3 separate regions of the Mus musculus genome follow, and regions 1 and 2 are each linked to region 3. A link is a loop called in an ENCODE intact Hi-C map of the cell type or tissue named here. Cell type or tissue: left cerebral cortex. All regions are shown on one strand.

Region 1 (2,500 bases), 91 kb after region 3:
GATGAGGGTGCACACTGTTAGTGGCCGAGGCAGTGGAGGAGGATGGCAGTGTTCAGAGCAATGCTGGATCTATTTGTAACCCTTACATCACCCAGATCCTGGAACTGTTCTTTGTGTCCTGCGAGCACATGTGGAATCATACAAATCGTACCGGTAACTGCGTATGTGTGTCATGTGTGCACCGTGTGCCTGGCACATTCCTAAGAGCCTTCTGTGTGCTATCCGGTTCTGTCCACAGCTGTGAAGTAGGCATTATCATCTCCGTCTCAGGCAGGGAAGGATTCAGTCTATGACTTTCAAAGTCAACTCCACTTGGGCTCAGTAGAATCTGTATTCGAATCTATGCACTCTGAGCCTTGATAACCATCCCAGGGATCAAAGCAATTTGTTTTTATAAAAGGGAAGGGCGGCTTTAGAAAGGGACGTAAGGACTCTCTTGTATTTTCTCCCCCCCTCCTTTCTTGTGAGAGATTTTCCGTAGCATTATGTGAGTTTATTGGATTTATGATATGGGTTACAGAGGCAACAGTTTCAGTTAAAGAAAATTGGCTTCTTTTTCCAAATGTCATGTATCTCATTTTCTTTCAGCAGCTCGGGCTTTCTTCAGCTCCTCTCAGCTCCTACGTCACTCAGAAGTGTGCCCCATAATTAGAATGTGAGAAACCCTCACACATCAATTTGGGCTTTGATATTTGTTCCAAGGGACACTTAAAATAAACCCTGAAGTTGATTATGAAAGGAGAGAAATGAATGAGAACCAGAGGGCACTGAACAAGAAGCAAATGTGAGGTAAGTGGACATTCTTAATGGTGAGGGCTCCATTCGTCCATCAACAAACCACCATCCCTTTGATCCTTCCAAGGGTAGATAGGTCCTTATCTCTCCCCTGTCTGCCTGTCTGACCCCACACCCACATCTTCTATGTCCTTCCTCCTTCCTTTCTCTTTCTCCCTTTTTCCTTCTTTGGTTCACTTAGTCAATGCATGTTTGATCAAGTCATCCATTTTTGTTTTTAATTTTAAAACTCAAGGGCAATTTTATTAGAGTTTAAAAGAATCTCCCATCCTCAGGCAGGAAGACTGTAGATCTTAGCTTCCTGGAGGAAGAAAATAGAGGTGGAAAGAGAGGGAGGGAGGGAGGGAGGGAGGGAGAGAAAGAGAGAGAGAGAGAGAGAGAGAGAGAGAGAGAGAGAGAGAGAGAGAGAGAGAGAAAGAGAGAGAGAGAGAGAGAGACTGTTTAAATTGGCATGGAGGTCAGACACGTGGCAGACAAGCAACCCCATCATGGGGAAGAGCTAGGAAGCCCAAAGCATTAGAAAAGTCACATATTAGGTTCTGGCTAGAATCTGAAAGAAAGTGACAGAGAAAAGGAAAACGAAGAGTTGTTCCTATCTGACTCAGACCTTAGAAAGGAGAGCAGATCCAGCCTAATCTCATGATGCTCACAGGGAATAGAAGGTGGGAGAGAAGGGAACGTACAGCATCTTATTAAAGAAAGCAGTCTTTCATTGCTACGGAGGAGAGCCTGCCTTCTTTCGGGCAGTCCCTTTGCCAGATGCTTGACTCACTCAATTGGAATATTAGATGTTTGTCTCCATCCTTGCCAGAGATTCTTTTTTTTTCTTTCTGTTTTTATCCAGAGGCATTTTAATTATCTGGCCTTTATTACTACTATAGCTTTCCCCTCCCTGAAGAGGTAACCGTACCTGCTGTTATGGAATTGGGGTAATGGCCGATCTTAGCTCTGAGGGATGGAGCTGTTGAATGTGTCGTTGACTCCTCCATTTAATACACATCTATTGGGCATGTGTTCCATTCCTGATACCGTGTTGCCTGCCTGCTGCGGATACAAATCAGTAGATCGCAGTTCTGACTATGAGGGGCCTTCATCTATCAGGGTGGAAATGAAAGCTGACAGCTCATGGTAGGTAGGATACACAAGAGCTGGGAAGAATGGTAAGAAATGTGGACTGTGCTCTAGCACAGGGCTTCCGTCCTTCTGCAGCCCCTCAGTGGAGCCATGTTTATACCATTTCTCAAGAACCACTCTGGGATGACTGACTTATTTATTAAACATATTTAATATGTCTAGAACTGCTGTAGAGCATTTATACTCATTTATATATAGCATTACTAACAACCCTAAAGGAGTGATATTTATAGATGTTAAATCCCTCATTGCACAAATAATAAGAAGCAAAAATGAGATCACAGAAAGCAGAGAGAGAAGTTTAAATTCTTCAAATGTGGGCTAGATTCTGGGGTCCTGGCCTAGAGAAGATAGGGACACAGGGAGTTCAGTTCAACAGGAGTGAGCATAGGTGTTCAATGGTGACTCGGTCAGTTTCTATTGCATAAGAGAGGACTGCTAAATTTTTCAGTCACAAAGCGAAGGTTATCTGTGAGATAATCTAGACTGGCTTTTACATTGTGACTGTGGCTGAGCTAAGTTCCCTGATGTGGATTGTTTTCAAGATCTTCTCCCTGTGCATTCATTCTGG
Region 2 (2,500 bases), 110 kb after region 3:
GCCCTCTCATACACAGTGTAGCAATCTCTCCTTTAAACATGACCATTTTTTAGGTTTGTCTGTTTGTTTGTTTTGAGACAGTTTGTAGCTTAGGCTGGCCTTAAACTCTCTGTGTAGCCAAAAATGACTTTGGATTTCTGATCTTTCTGCCATAACCTCCCGAGTGCTGGGATTACAGGTGTGTACCCCATCATTCAGTTTATACTTTAGAAGAGGGATTTAAACCCACATTTCCATGTAGACACCAGGAACCCTGAACATAGGAAGCCCAAGCTTGAGTCTGCCACCACCTTGGATCACTTGGCCATCCCGACATAGTGGCTTATCTTCTCTTTAAAGTCCTTAGTTCCATAGTCAGGCTGTGTTGTGTTCCCTCTGGGGCACCAACTGCCTGGATGGCAAGAGCATTAGGGGTGTGTGTATGTGCATAGACATGCACATATCTGTACATACATGCAAGAAAGCTTCTTAGCAGTTAGAGGTGAGATCTGAAGAGTGGGTTAAGGGTTAAGCAGTGTATTAGTATCTCTTTCTATCACGGTGACCAAAATACCTGAGAATAGCTTAAAGGGATGAGGGGTTGTGTTCAATAGTTTTACAGATGTTAGTCCTTTATGACAGGGAGGGTGTGGCCGAGAGGAGCAGTTCATGTCATGGCATCGAGGAAGTAGACAGGACTATGCAAGCAGGCTGAGGATCAAGTGTAACTTTCAAAGGCATGTCCTCAGTGACCTACATCCTCCAGCTGAGCCGCACCACCTGTTTCTAGAACTTTCCAAAATAGCATCAGCAGCCTGTGGAGGAACGTTTCACATCCGTTCCATAACAAGCAGGAAGGTGGGAGCACAGTTTCCCCACAAAGACAAAGCTAGCGTAAAGGCTTGAGGTGGGAGGGGAGAGTGGGATGTGCCTGAGGCTCTGAAGGAACCCGAGTTCCTGCTGGCATCTGGTGCCTCCTCTGGCCAAGCTTGGGGCCAGCTCTAATCCCTGAAGCAGGTGAGGTCTTCAAGCATCTTTGCATTCCAGACTGAATCTTCTATCTGGGACATGAACTGAAGCCTGTGGCCTGAAGGTTACTGATCCTTCCTGTAGCAAGAGAGCTAATTTCCCTGAAGTCCACATGCATCTTTTGATGTGCTTCCTGGATGGAGGAGTGGGTTCTCTGTCTTCTTAATGGTCCATAAATGTGTATGGGTGACACTGGGAGTAACTCGCTGTGATGCCTACTGCTGAGCTGCTGCAAGAGCATCTGTGACCTGTAAGGCAGGAGTTGTGGAACCCGATTCAGGCAGTGTTTGCTCTCATTGTAAAGTGTTTTCCCTGAAAGTCTTGGTTCTCAATGAAAGCAGTGCACAACTGTGGGACTTTGGGGGGAAATGATTGGATCATAAGGGCTCTGTCCTCATCAATGGGTTCATCCACTGAAGGAATCAAAAGCTGAATGGACTATTGAAATGTAGTAGAATTGTGAGGGGGTGGGGTCTGGTTGTGGAAGCATCATTGGGAGTGTGTCCTTCCCCCTTTGTCCTCTCTCTCTCTCTCTCTTGTCCTGGCACCCCTCCCCTGCCCTGCTGGTCTGTCACCACAGGCCCATGGCAGTGGATCCTGCTGACTATACTTTCCTCACTACGGCGGCAAATACCTGAACAATACAACTTAAGGGAACATTCTAGTTTCATTTCTGTTGTTGTGATAAAAAGCTCTGACAAAAAGCAATGCCAGGGAGGAAGGGTTCATTTGGTTCCAGCTGATTATCCATCACTGTGGTTATGTGTGTCAAGGCATGAACTTCGAACAGCTAGTCACACTATACCCATAGTTAAGAGCAGAGAGAACTAAGTGCACGCACTCTTGCTTGGTTGCTTGGATCCAGCTTTCTTCTATCTTATATTGTTGAATACTCCCTGCCTAAGGGATGGTGTCGCCCATAATGGGCTAGGTCCTCCTACATCAACTAACAATCAGGACAGACCTCCACAGACATGCCCAAGTCTAATCTGTTCTAGATAATTCTTCACTCAGGTGGTTCTAGGTTGTATCAAATTGGTATTTGAAACTAACCAGTACAGGATGGGTTTTTTTTTTCTCTTTCTTTCTTTTTTTTTTTTTTTTTTTTTTTTTTCTTGGCTTACAGCTGGAGGGGAAGGCATGGTGGCATGAGCATGAGGTAGCTGGTCACATTGTGCTCACAGAAACAATGAATGTTAGTGCTCAGCTCATTTTATTCTTTTTATTTAGGATAGGAACCCAGCCCACAAAATGATACCACCCACAGTTAAGGTGGGACAACCAACCTCAATTAACCTAATCTAGATAGTCTATCCCAGGCATCCCTAGAAACTTATAGCTGATTCTAGAGCCTGTCAAGTTGATGGTCAATATTAACCATCACACTGAAACTTTTTTATTAACCACATGCAGCACATTCTCTCAAGGTCTCAGAACTGCAAAGCTTCAAGCCCTCTTGCCTGATTTTTATAACAACTCTCCGAGATTCGAA
Region 3 (2,500 bases):
CCACTCACTTTAGACAGGAAAGACATTACTGGAGATTAGCAAGCCTGTATGCAGACTCAGGGCCATTTAGACAGAGAATTCCTGGGTCCTCATCTGGGTGTGAGGCTGTATATGGGCACAGGGTCCTCATCTGAGCGTGAGGCTGTATACGGGCACGGAACACGTGCTCTTGGCCCCTCAGCTTCCTGGCTGCTTGCGGAGAGGCACATTCACACCAAAGTCAGGAAAGGGCCTCTAAATCTTCTTTCTTTAGCGGAAGGGATTTTCCTGGATATGGGCAACACTGAGAAGGAGAGGTTGCTGGGAGTCTGGCTCTGTCCTTTTGCCTGCAGGATTGGATGGACCCTCTAGGGCCCCAGGAGTCGTCTGAATGGATTCAGGTGTGTTTGGAATTCCCGCAAGAGCAGCATCCTTAGTTCTAACATGCACACATCTATCTATTGAAATGAAAGCTTTTCATCTTTCTGTTCGGCTCTTGTTGCAGGACGGTGGGTCACAGGACAGGATGTTGCAGCTCCTATTGACCAGGTGAGGAAGCTGAGACTCAGAGGAGGAGACCACCATGTTCCACATATCCTACTACAGTTGACAGAGTAGGGCTTGAATCCCACAGTGGGCTCCCTGCATGGTGCTCCTAGTGTCTTTTTTTTTGTAGAATTTTAGTCTAATTTGTATGTGCATGTGTGTGTGTGTGCTTGTCTCTCTCTGTGTGTAGTGTATGTATATACATATGTTTCCACAGGTGTGTGCACATAGAGGCTAGGGGTTGATGTTGGGTGTCTTCTTCAATCACTCTCCATCTTGCTTTTGCAGACAGCATTTTTCACTGAACCTGGAGCTCACTGATTGGCTAGATTCGTTGGCTAGCAAGCATTCAGGGATCCTTCAACCTCTGCCTCCTACACTGTTCTCAACCTCTTATCTATTTATTATTATTAGTAGTATCATTATATCACAGGAATGTAATCCATGAAGTCTATATGGTGGGACACATCAGAACAAATGACCAGGTTTTTTTCAGCAAACGAGTTGCAAGAAAATTGCATGCCATATAAACAGGGGTCCAAAAGTTCAGGGAGCATAGAGGATAAGGTGACAGCTCAAGGCAGCCAGTGGGACCTTGGGGAATGTCTCAAAGAAAACTATGCCAAGAATGAGTTGGAAAGGAGACACCAGGAGGCTGAGGAAGTGTCCTTTATGGGTATAGTCACTTAGTGGGGACTCATGCAAATGACAGGAAGGGCAAGGACTCTAGATTGTGGTTTGGGTAGAAATCAAACATTCTCTGGTGGATACCCCAGCTGGCACTTTGTGGGGGCATTTTATCTATCAGGCGCCCACACAGATGGAGCAGCGAGTCACCATGGCTTTTGAAGCACCATGCTAGGACGTCTGAAAGGAAAAGCCACATCCCTCCCAGAGGGAAACTGCCAATAACCTGTATTGCTGAGAACGCAGCGAGTTTCATGGGCCCCAAATGAAAGACTGAATCCCGGGTGTTGCTTCCAAGTGCTGGGTGTAACGGTAATAAGATGCCAAAATTTTAAAGGCCCCCTTCTTGGGCAGAATGCCTCTCTATCCACAAATAGAAACTTGCTGAGAATTTAATTAAGATCAGTGTACATAAAACTCACTGTTCCCAAGTAAACAAATATTAAGCAAGGAACTTCGCTTTTGTGTCATGGGCGCCTCAGGGAGGAGAGATAAAGGGCCAGGAGGGGTGGGTGTGATGATGTGGGAGTGTAGAGGGGACAAAGAACACGTATGGAGCAGAAAATAGATTCCAGGTTGGGGAGGGAGAGGAGGTGAAGGGCAGATGTACACAGTGCCCAGGGATGAGAGGAGCAGAGGCAGATAGAGGAAGACCCCCACTTTCTGGCTCCATTCTCTTTCTGTCCTTCCTCTCCATTCAGCTCTGACACTTAGTTCTTGGTTGAGATAGACTGTTTCTGTCACACCTGGTTGTCTCCTAGGATTCATAGCAGGCTGCACTAAGAACTCACAGTGGACTTGGCACCTATTGTCCCCAGATCTGCAGGAAGTGCATTCCAGTAGGCACCTGCCATTTTCTGCCAGAGGATTCCTCTCAGTCCCAGAGAAACTGATGGGGATGTCGACTTGGGAACAGGAAATGGTGGACTGAAGGTAGAGCCCAAATTCACTTTGAACTTCTGGGCTGATGCTCTTAGCTCCATCGCTCTTAGCTCCATCTCTTGATTCTGGCATTACAGGTGTGCCCCACCATGACTGGTTTGTGTGGGGCTGGGAACAACACCCAGGCCATTGTGCACGCTAGCCAAGTGCTCTACGTACTGAGCTGGGGATGTATCTCCAGCCCTTTGTTATTTCATTTAAAAATAATTAAAAGTGTTGGTACATGTATGTTATTTTCACTGTTCCCCCATTGACCCCTGTACTCTACATTTTCTTGCCCCTTCCCCTCCTACACATATTTTCTTTCTAGACAGTTTCTTTTCTATTTTGCTGTCATGCCATGTGG

What was found. Peaks named below come from ENCODE experiments on the same cell type or tissue, not always from the same donor. Only the 100,000 strongest peaks of a DNase experiment are listed, where the experiment ranks them.
Region 1: it touches region 3 in a loop (5-fold over the local background); 2 of 42 quality-filtered maps call a loop at or near these places.
Region 2: a loop joins it to region 3, with 9 times the contacts of the local background. A loop is called at or near these places in 3 of 42 quality-filtered maps.

The regions. Positions count from the first base shown.
Region 1 is chr2:162,794,860-162,797,359 of GRCm38, reverse strand. No RefSeq gene overlaps it. Among named protein-coding and RNA genes, the nearest start is that of Gm22936, 39 kb to the right of the region's middle. In left cerebral cortex, no CTCF peak of the experiment used is centred here; DNase peaks (open chromatin) are centred at 658 and 1,504.
Region 2 is chr2:162,780,141-162,782,640 of GRCm38, reverse strand. No RefSeq gene overlaps it. Among named protein-coding and RNA genes, the nearest start is that of Gm22936, 24 kb to the right of the region's middle. In left cerebral cortex, a CTCF peak has its summit at 964; a DNase peak (open chromatin) is centred at 840; H3K27ac peaks cover 277 bases.
Region 3 is chr2:162,886,114-162,888,613 of GRCm38, reverse strand. No RefSeq gene overlaps it. Among named protein-coding and RNA genes, the nearest start is that of Srsf6, 44 kb to the left of the region's middle. In left cerebral cortex, no CTCF peak of the experiment used is centred here; a DNase peak (open chromatin) is centred at 1,506; H3K27ac peaks cover 527 bases.